2 separate regions of the Homo sapiens genome follow, and region 2 is linked to region 1. A link is a loop called in an ENCODE intact Hi-C map of the cell type or tissue named here. Cell type or tissue: PC-9. All regions are shown on one strand. Each heading gives the region's core, and the rest is flanking DNA. Links, peaks and the distances in the headings are about the cores only.

Region 1 (5,374 bases), core at 317-5,316:
TAGAGAGTAGGTCGTCCTCACTGGCTTCACTCATCCTCTTCCCACTCTTAGGACCCCAGGGCCAGGGGATCCAGGCACAGAGTGCAAAAAGGCCTGGGGGATTGGAAGGGGTGGTGGAGATTCCCTGTGTGCGATATCAGGGGAGAGCAGAGGGGAGGCCCTGCGCTGAGTGGCTGAGAATAGGCTGCTTCCGCATGTCCTGTCTGCCCTCACTTTTCCTCAGATCATATGGGGGCTGCCTCTGCAGACTTTGGCTAGAAAGGCTTGATGTCACCCTTGGGAGGGATCCCCCCTCCCTGCCCTGATCTCCTTACTGGCCTCCGCACTTTCTTGGCCTTCTTCTTGCTGGATATCAGGTGTCCAGAGCAATGACTCTTCTTTGGGTGGGCACTTCCCAGAAGGATGCTGAAATTGCCTGCAAGGGGAGTTTCCTAATCTGTGCCGTCAACCAAAGAGAAGGCATGGGGGCATTGAGATAAACATGGGATGACTAAGTAAATAGGAACAATATGGACAAGTGAGGGGTGAGCTAATGGAAGAAAGGAGCACACAATGATTGAGAACCCAGTGCTGTACTAGGTACTACCACCTGCCTTATCTCCGTCATCCCGGTAACAATAATGGAAGGTGGGTCCTGTTATCCCCCTATGAATGGGGCAGGCCCAGAACCCTAGAGCAAGTAAATGGTGAAGTTGAATTTGTTCCAAAGGGGACTCACAGGGAGAACTGTGGGGTGGGATTGCGTGGGATTCCATGCGGTACAGGATGGTCTAGTGAGAAAGGAAGGCTTTGAGTCTCTCCAGGATGATCGGGAACCCAAACTCCTCTTTTTACAGTGGACGTTTCTTGGTGCTTAGCACGCAGCCCGCTCTGCTTAAATCTACATTGCTGGGATCCAAGTCGAGCTCTCAACTTTCTCCCGTGTCCTCCAGGTCATCTCCCCCTTGGGCTTGGGTTTTCTCACTTCCTGATATTTAATGCATTACACATTTATTGAACATAAGGCACTCCACCTTTCTGCAGAAAATGAATATGACACTGTTCCTGCTCTCAGGGAGTTCTCATTCCTATGACCAAAGTTTACTGAAGGCACATACGGGGCTAAAGATGGGCTTAGTAGACATCACTAGAAGGGTGTAAATGAGTGTTCTGGAAGCATAGAGGGGGAAGTGTGAGATCTGATTTCGGCTGCTGTGGGGTGTCCTGGGCAGCTTCATAGAGGCTGCTTAACCTGAACCCCACTCCAGCCCATGTGCTGGCACTTTGTCATCTAAGGAGCAATTTGGAGGGAAGGTGATGCTTGTTGGAGCTTTTTTTAGGGTTAAATACCTGTATGAAATGTGTGAATTGAGTGTCTGAAAAGTCATCCCTGGGTTTCTCTGGTATATTGTGCACGCTTGCCTTGGTAAATACTTACACACATGCCTACTTGTAAATGCGCAAATAGACATGTGCACAAAAGGAGCTGTGGCACTTAGGATGGCAGCCGATTCCAAATCTCTAAACAACCACTTTGGCTTTCTCATCCCCATTGCCAGGAACATGAGCTGGAGGGAGGTGGCCCACAAGTGCCCAATGTATGCCTCCGCCCCACACATTACCGCTCTTTCCTTCATCTGTGGTCACTGCTCAGGCTTGCCCCCCAACCTCCAAGAAAAATCAGGAGGAGCCATAAAACTAGAAGAACCACATAATTTAGTGGTCAGAGCCTGGGGCTGGATTCTTGGCCAAGCATCCTGCCTTTAACTCCGTGTGATCTTCTGGCAATGATTTGGTTATGCCGCTTCAGTTTCCTTTTCTGAAGCATGGGAGAACTATTCAGCTGGTGTTAGAAGGTTGTAAAGAGCAAAAGTGATAATGAGTGAGATGCTGCGGGAATGAGAGGGGCCATGAACTTCCCCTGCACAGCACTGTATCCACCCAGGAATGCAAGAAGCCACGCACTCCGAGCAACCCTGTTATGTACCAGCCCCAGCCCTGCCCAGAGGGTACACTCACTGGTGGGAAAGGTATTTGTGGAGAGACCAGTGGGACCCATGCCTGTCTTCTCTAACTCCTCTTCCAGCCCTGATTAAAACTGAGAATCGTGACCAAGAAATGACCAGTGGGGCATGCGTCGTGGCTCTGTCTCTGACTTGCTTCCTCCATCTGTTTCATGAGCAGATTTGACTCAGTTTCTGAGGGGCTTTCTAGCTCTAAAAATCTTATTTGAACTTTTCTCAAGAGTCTTGTGATCCTGCCTTGTTTCTCAGCACCTAAAAACCAAATTGGACCCATGCACACAGTGCACACATCTACAAGGATGGAGGAGCAGATGAGGGTGTGGGGCGGAGGAGACGGAGAGAGGAAGTCAGGAATCCTTCCCTGGTGGCCCAGAGGCAGCCCTGAGAAGGAGGTCATTGATCTGTTTGCTCAAGAAATAATGTGCTAGATTTTGTGCCAGGAACCCCTTAGTTGGGTTTTCACCAGGCTAATGTTGAACTAGACCGTTCAATTTTATTATAATTAATTGCCTAGTAAAAGAAAACATTCTAGAACCTGAAAATACCTTTCATATTGTTACAGTTTCAGATTTGCTCTATAATCTCTTTTGACTACTTCATCAGTGGGAGCTTAAAAGGCTTCATCTGACTTTTTTTTGTTTCTCCCTTAGTTGAGTATTTAGTGATCCATAAGAAAACATTTTTATGTATAGGATATTTCTGATTCCTTTTCGAGTGAAGAATCCTCATTCTAAAACGGATTATGAATCATTGTACCTCTGAATCAGGGGTTCTCCACCTTGGACTATTGACATTTTGGACAGGATAATTCTTTGCAGTGAGGGCTGTCATGTGCAGGGTGCTTAGCCGTGTCCCTGCCTTTGACCCCCGTGTTGTGATCTAAACTCCTGTGATAAGTTGCTATTGAAAAATCTATTTGTCCCCCAAGCACAGGAATCTTTGAGTAGGTCAGCTCTGTGCACCTCCTTCAGGGACCCAAGGAGAGTCAGGTGTTTTGGGGTCAGCCTTACTCCCAAGCAGGTGAGCTAGGGCTTTCTGTGCTGTCCCCTTGTGGGCATATGAGGTTATTGCAAGTAATGGCTGGGCCGGATACCTTCAAAACCCGTCCACAGGCTGGGCCCCCCTTTTTGCTGGAGTCTGGAGTTCACAGTCGGAGGAGGCTAGTTCTCTACAAACCTTGCTGGGTTGGGTCATAAGCTGGCTCTTCACGCAGGGTGTGGTCTGGCTAGGTTGCCAGATAAAATGCAGGACACTCAGTTCAATTTAAATTTGAGATAACGAATAGGCTGCTAGTATAAGTGTATCCCCAATATTGCACGTGACATACTTATACTAAAAAAAAATTGTGCATCTGACATTCAAATCTAACTGAGCATCCTGTATTTTTATTTGGTAACTCTAGCAACTCTGGGTCTGACAGTAGCTTTTTGTTTTCCCCAGGCCACTAGAGTGTCAGAATTCATAGGGAATGGAGGTTTATGGGGGACACTTTCAGCTTCAGAGACGTGTAGGGACCAAAGGGGAATCTTTGAGCCTGCCACTGACTATACCACCACTAACATCTAGGATACAGCGAGTAGAACTCTGGACTTGGAAAAGGTGCTCTCTCGGACCCATTTCTAGATTTGCCATCAATCTTTCACACATTTGGTCAAAATGGGACACAAACGTGGAAGCATATTGGAGGAGGGCAGGGAAGAGTTAGTGGCTGGTCTCTTCCCTCGAGTACCCTTAGCATAGAGGAAGGGACACAGATACATAGCAATTACAGCACCCAGTGAAAGATGCTGAAATAAAAGTAAGGCCACAGGAGAGAGTGAAGAACTTCTGAGTGTCTGTGTGTGTGTATGTGGTGCTAGCGATTGTTTTCCCCTCAGTCTAGGGTATCTAGAGAGGAGGGCTTTGTGCAAATGGTTGATGTGGTGGTGGTGATGGAGGGAATGTGGAAAACTTGTTTTGAAGCTGTGTTTGCATACCAAGTGTACTATTTTTCACTTATATGCTTGCTGAAAGTTGGCTTAGCGGGCAGCTGATGAAAATAATAATAACAGTTAATTCAAACCACCTTTTGGCATTGCTGCTGATTCATTCACTCTACAGATGGTGTCAGTGAGCATCTACACCATCCTAGGTGTATTTCTAGGCATAGGCAGTGCAGAAGACACAATGAACAATTGGCGGGCTGGGGGAGTTGGATTCTAGAAGGAAAGAGCTTCATGGGCACAGACATAGGGAGAATGGTGTGCTCTGCAGTGCTGAGACAGGATGAGACCAAAATGCCAGGTCTAAGGAGTGGGTGGGACGTGCAGAGGGTGGAAAAGTAGTTGCACAAAGACCTTAAAGAGCTTCTGTGTTCCTTATCCTTAGCATTTTGCTAATCTGGGCTAGAGAATGAAGACTTGAATTAATGAGGGTTAGCAGGAGCAAGGAGGTAGGGACTGAATGAAGAGAGAGCTTTCCATGCTGAACTGACAGGACCTGGTGGCAGCTGCTGTGCATGGGGGCAAGGCAGAGGAGATGAGTGAGCTGATGTCTCCTCTCTGATTGCCCTCCCACCTCCAGCTCTGGAGTCAATTTCTTGCCACTGCCAGCGCTTTAGAATGTGAGCTCCTGTCTATGTCTTTTTGTATGTCACATAATTGTCAAACTATGGATAAATAGAGTTATTTCATTTACTCCCATAGAAAGACCAAATGGCTCCAGGCCAAGAGAAAATTGAATCAAAGGGACCCATGTGTCTTAGTTGGGGTAAGTTCTAATTTTAAAAGAGATTTTTAGCACACAGTAGGTATAAGAATAAAGAGATGATCTGGGGATTCAGAGAAGATAATTTTGCCTAAAACAAGCGAGAAGTGGATAATAAGGAGAGACTAATCTGACTCAGCAAAATAAACGGATCCATGAATCCCAAATTGGGTAAATCCAGGAAGGGTCCGAAGACAGAATGGGAACATTCAGATGCACATGAAATTCGATGAATGAATCCTCTAGATTGGATTCTCTTTTTTCTCTGCATCTGTCATTGTTGGCCATAGTTTGTGTCTTAGGGGCCAATAGCCGAAACAAAGTAGTATCTAAAGCCCTCTAGACAGCTGGTCTGAAAATGATGGAGAACACTGTTTCGCAAACTTTAATGTGAGCTGTTTGGAAACTGAGACCCCTGAGCTTGTCTCTGATTTATCGCCACCGGTTTTTGCATGCAAGGACCACTTAAGCAATGCTTCTCCAACTTTCATATGCCCAGGAATCAGCTGGAAATCTTCTTAAACTGCAGATTTGGATTCACTAGGTGGAAGGGTCCGCCAGAGCATTTCCATTTCTTATAAGGGCTCATGTGCTGCTGCTGATCCAGGGGTCCACTTTAAGAAGGA
Region 2 (5,374 bases), core at 138-5,137, 58 kb before region 1:
AAAAAGCCTGCGACAGGCTGACTGTGTGCCACATTCCTCTTCAGACACCTGACCTTAGGTGTGGCGCCCACTTGACATCACCTCCTTAAGCACCCTGTACTCCCTCAACAGACTCAGGTGCCAGGTCTTCAACACGCTTAGATTAGACTTCACCCCAGAGCTCCTGCGCTAGACCCTGCCTCTCTGTCATTGATAAATGGTATCATTACACAGCCCAGGCCCTCCTCCTGGACTCCTATTGCCAGATTAAATGAACTATACATTTCAAATGCTCCATGTGGCCCTTGGGGCACTTGATCCCCTGGTTCCCCTCTTTGTCTGCTGTCCCTGATCACCCCTTGTCACCGGGTCAGCTTTGTCCTGTGGACCCTCCCCCTTCAATGACCTCTCTTCCTGCTCAGGTGATGTGTAGGAAGCCCAGCCCCCAGGACTCTCACGACACTCACAGCCCTCCACACCTCCGAGTCCACGGGCCCCTCAGCAGCACCCCAGCCTTTGCCAGGTATTTCCGCTGTGCACGTGGTGCTCTCTTGAACCCCTCCAGCCGCTGCCAGCTCTGGTAACTTGGTTACCAAAGATGCCACAGCACAGAAATATCGACCAACACCTCCCTGGTCACATCCATGGAATCAGAGCAAGATTTCCTTTCTGCTTCTGTTCCAAAAATAAAAGCTGGCACTTGGCTTCCGCTTGTCTCTTAATGACTTGTTCCTGCTATGTTCTATGCCTGGAAGTCATTAACTGTACGGGAGAAAAATACCCTGAAGTTAGAAAAGATAAGAGGGAGAAATGCCAAAAATGTTTCATGGACACAAGAAAAGGAAAGAATCAACAATTGGTGACCTGGTGGGTTTGAAGGCCACCCAGTGGACCAAAGATTGGACAATAAAGCAGTCTAGTTGGAGACGAGAAGGGCTTGGATTAAGTATCGGAAAGCTGCTCCCAATTGTTCTCAGGATTTTATCGTTATTTTATTGTCATTGCCTCCTGCCTCTAATCTGCTGTCCTGAACAAAACCAGGAGAGGTGTGGGAGAGAAGGATGTGGGTCTGCTGTCTCTGGCCCTGGGAGATGAAACTCCGAACCTGGAGAGGCAGTCAGTTAGCACTGATGGCAACTGGTATCTCTGCTGCTGAACCTTGAGATACAGTGATGGTGATCAGAGGCAGAGAGCCATGCCTGCATCTCCTTTGGGAGTTGTGACCTGGAGCCCAGGAGGGAGGGAGGGTCAGTGAGTGAGCATGAAGCAGAGTTGGATATTTGGGAATGTCCGCCTCAATGGCCCTCCTGAGAAAACCATGACACTGGCCAGACTAAAGCAGAAGCTGAGGTGGAAAGAGTGCTTGTGAACAGCTGCCGTCTTGGACGACTGGTCTTCTTCCTGCTGGGCCATGTCCACCACCTGCCACATCTCACCCACTGAGGAGGCCACAAAGTGCTCTTCGAACTGTTCTTGATTCTGGTCTGGAACAGGGGAAAAGGACAAGGACTGAGCCCTGACCCTGGCCTGAACCAGAAAGGAGAAGTTAGAATAGGAAAAACACGTTGAAGCCTAGGGCTGCAGTCCCAATTGCCCATATCCTTAGCCTTCACCAGAGAGGGGATGCTCTTTCTAGAGGTTTTTTCTGGTCTGTGTTCAATCACAGCCCCAACTCAAACACACACACACACACACACACACACACACACACACACACACACACACACACCATTCCTAAGGTTAGCTGCCTCCTCTAGGGTTTCAACACTGGGGGAGTCAGGGGCCACCTTGAAGCATGACAAAAGCCAGCCAAATGCACCATGCTTACACACACAGAAGTTGCATGCAAGCTCAGCTGGCCCATGGTGAGCCGACACTATTATTTCACATGATAACCATCAGTGGCTGGAGTTACCCCCCATAAACCAGACCTATGTCAGGTCTCACCCTAGCCTCATCAGTGACCTGGGGCCTGGCCTCACACAGACCTCACCCTGAGCCTCCAGACTCTCCCGTCTTTTTTTCTACCTACCTGAAGAGGGTGTTTTCTCTGTATGGCTCCTGTCTTTTTTTCCACCTACCTGCAGAGGGCGTTTTCTCTGTCTGGCTCCCATCTTTGGGGCCTGGGCTCCCGTTCAGAGGCTTCACCTGCAGCAGCAGCAAGATAGGAACCAGGAACACTGCCCTGCAGAGCTGGGGGGCCAGGGGAGGCATGGACCTGCCCACCCACTGCCTTTGGCCGCCCCCTGCTCCCAGTGCCCAGCAGGATCCGTGCACCTCCTGCCCCATTCCTGTCCTGGCCCTTAACCCTTTCCAGGGGCATTTTCTCCCCTCACCTTCCATAGGACCTCTGACTTCACATGTTCTGTGACATCACAGCCATGGGCCTGAACTTCATTCCGGCTCACTAGAGCGTTCCAATGGCGAGGCACAAGAATGGAGCACAGCCAGCAGGGATGGCCGAGGCTTCCAAGATGACCACAGTGGGTCATTCTGTATTTAGCAGAAATGACTTAACAGCTTGCAATGTACATTCATATCCATTACACCATTAGATCCACGTAGAAACCAGGACTGCAAAATCATAGTGTTCTCATATCTATTACATTCATGAGGAAACTGAGGCTCACAGAAAAAATGACTCTCTCACTCAAAATCGCCCAAATACTAAGGGGCAGAAAAGGACTCTTGATTAACTTTTACTTTTAAATATGATATCTTCCCACTATTCTATGTGGCCTTTCTGTAACAAGAGTGGTTTGCATAGGATGAGGCCCAGAACAGATGAGCCGGACAGGATTCTCAAGTCGTGGGTATGAACATGCTGCTCTACATGAAGCATGGGTCTGCCAGAAAATAAAGATGGGGAGGAGCATAGGGTAAGGATGGGTAAAAGCACATGCTGTGTGTGTGTATAAAAGACACAGAGACAGAGACAGGCATAGACAGGCAGAGACAGACAGAGACATAGAAAAAGAGAGAAAGAAAGAGACCGAGACAGGCAGAAACTGAGGGGTAGAGACAGAGAGATAGAGACGCAGAGACAGAGAGACAGATGAAGAGAGAGTGAACGGAGAGAGAGCGAGAGACAAAGAGCAGGGTGCCTTGCAGCTGGTAGAGCCCATTCACACCCTCTCTTCACCCTCCCCTGGTTTTCCCACTTTTCTAGCCTTTGTCCTCTTGTACCACCAGGTTGAAACACCCTCTTCTTTCATTTTACACCTTTCTGTACTCTTAGACGAAAGAAAAGGTTGTTAGAGGCTCATCTCCAACCTCATTGCTTGGCAAAAGGAGTTAGAGTCTGCAGAGAAGCCGCAGTGCGGCAGGGAGTCTAGGATCCCAAATAACAGATCTGGGAGAATCCTGCCTCAGTACTTGGATGCGCCTCCTGCCCATGAGCCTGGTGAGCACAGATCTGTTGGCAGTAACCGGCTGTGGGTAATCACCCCCAACTGCTTCTTGGGCAGAGATGGTTGGAGGGTTGTGAGTTAGGGAGACAGAATGAAGGCCTTTTTTCGAAAACCAGCAACAGAGACATAGGCCATTAGATGCAGGATGGCTGCTAAGACAGGTAAGAGAAGACTTTAGTCACTCCTGAACTCTCATAACCAGTTCACACTGCTCCTGCTCATCCATGCATACCAGACCTGAATGAAATACCACATGCAGGTCCAAGGACACTGCGGAGACAGGCACCCTTTCTGCAAGAGGGAACTGCAGACAGAAACACACAAAGAGATGCTTTCCCACAGAGTTTACTCGTGTTAGCAGACATGCCCACATGGATGCTGTCTCACATACAGCAGACACCATCTCTTACACACTTCCTGATGGTCCAAGCCAGATGACAAGGGACTAGGGAGTGGTACGGAGGTCGCTTGAAGGTGAGTAAGGAAAGATTCAAGTAGGCAGGTGACCCTGCTCACCCCACCTTGAACCCATTGACGTGAGATCCAAAGAATGATGCTTGAATGGAAAAAACCATCACTAATCTCCTCCCTCCTGGCTATTTTGGGGGAGCAGCCTCTTGGTTTCCTGGCAAAAAGAGAAGCCATCTCCAGCTCTGTGGGAATGAATGGGGAGGGCGGCTGGGGTGAGAATTGCCTCCCGGGCAGGCTTGAGTGGAAATAACTGAGTTGTTTCCATTACTTCCATTTCCTTGCCACCACCACCCGCCTGACCTCCGCAGTGTTAAAAGAGATAAATTCTTGCAGAAAACAGGGAATCCCTTAAATATTTTTTCTTATTACAAAGTAGAAAATATAGAAAAATACAAAACCCCAAAAAGGCTAATAATTCCACCATCCAGTGATAATCACTTTTTTTTTTTTGAGATGGAGTCTCACTCTTGTTGCCCAGACGGGAGGGCAATGGCACGATCTCAGCTCACCTACAACCTCCACCTCCTGGGTTCAAGTGATTCTCCTGTCTCAGCCTCCCGAGTAGCTGGAATTACAGGCATGTGCCACCACACCCAGCTAATTTTGTATTTTTAATAGAGAAAGGGTTTCTTTCTGTTGGTCAGGAAGGTCTCGAACTCCCTACCTCAGGTGATCTGCCCGCCTCGGCCTCCCAAAGTGCTGGGATTACCGGTGTGAGCCACTGCGCCTGGCCACAGTTAGTTTTAAGGTATGGTATTTGAATCCTTTTCTTTCTTTCTATTTTTTTTTTTTTGAGATGGAGTCTCTCATACTGTTGCCTGGGCTGGAGTGCAAAGGCGCAATTTCAGCTCACTGCAACCTCCACCTCCCGGGTTCAAGTGATTCTCCTGCCTCAGCCTTCTGAGTAGCTGGGATTGCATGTGCCTGCCACCAGGCCCAGCTAATTTTTTTTTGTAGAGACGGAGTTTCACTATGTTGGCCAGGCTGGTCTCGAACTCCTGACCTCGTGAGGCGCCCGCCTCGGCCTCCCAAAGTGCTGGGATTACAGGCATGAGCCACCGCATCCGGCCCTGAATCCTTTTCGTAGATGGCTGTGGCCACGTAGGGTGGGAGTGTAATTTTTAAAAATGGAAATCTAGGTATTATGGTTCCTCCTCCTCTTTATTATGTTAGAATAAGAGGTCAGGCTGCTTTGGCGTGAAGGGTTCTGGGACTTGACGGTGTAGTTTGGTGCCCCCAGCCCAGTTCTCCCGAGTGCCTGGAGGCATTACTGACCATTCATCAGTGGCAGGGAAGCTGCTCTCTGAAGGCGAGAGTTTGCAGATGTCCTCACTTGCAGAAAGCTGAGAGAGGCATGAAAAGAAAGGAGAGAAAAGGAAAAATAGAATGGTGATGTCGAATATCACAAGAGGAAGAAACAGTCTGGAGAGAAGGCAAGGAGAGAACAGGAGAGACTCCAAATCTCTGGTCTACCAGCTGGGACTGCCGGGGGACACCATGGTCCTCACCCAGGT

Evidence for each region. Peaks named below come from ENCODE experiments on the same cell type or tissue, not always from the same donor. Only the 100,000 strongest peaks of a DNase experiment are listed, where the experiment ranks them.
Region 2: it touches region 1 in a loop (8-fold over the local background); 5 of 110 quality-filtered maps call a loop at or near these places.

What each region holds. Positions count from the first base shown.
Region 1 is chr7:142,878,771-142,884,144 of GRCh38, reverse strand. The region is part of intron 1 of TRPV6 (transient receptor potential cation channel subfamily V member 6); the gene reads left to right. Among named protein-coding and RNA genes, the nearest start is that of TRPV6, 4.3 kb to the left of the region's middle. RefSeq lists a silencer at 2,927-3,221. In PC-9, for the core only: CTCF peaks have their summits at 2,846 and 3,053 (motif pointing left); DNase peaks (open chromatin) are centred at 1,744 and 3,004; H3K27ac peaks cover 737 bases.
Region 2 is chr7:142,936,441-142,941,814 of GRCh38, reverse strand. It overlaps LLCFC1 (LLLL and CFNLAS motif containing 1), which reads right to left and starts at 2,331. Exons shown (of 2, transcript NM_001382496.1): 1 at 2,061-2,331; 2 at 947-1,463. The coding sequence starts at 2,193. The coding sequence ends at 1,228. It overlaps KEL (Kell metallo-endopeptidase (Kell blood group)), which reads left to right. Exons shown (of 19, transcript NM_000420.3): 19 at 402-701. The coding sequence ends at 563. It overlaps LOC105375542 (a long non-coding RNA gene), which reads left to right and starts at 4,865. Exons shown (of 2, transcript XR_928065.1): 1 at 4,865-5,374. In PC-9, for the core only: a CTCF peak has its summit at 2,074 (motif pointing right); a DNase peak (open chromatin) is centred at 2,064.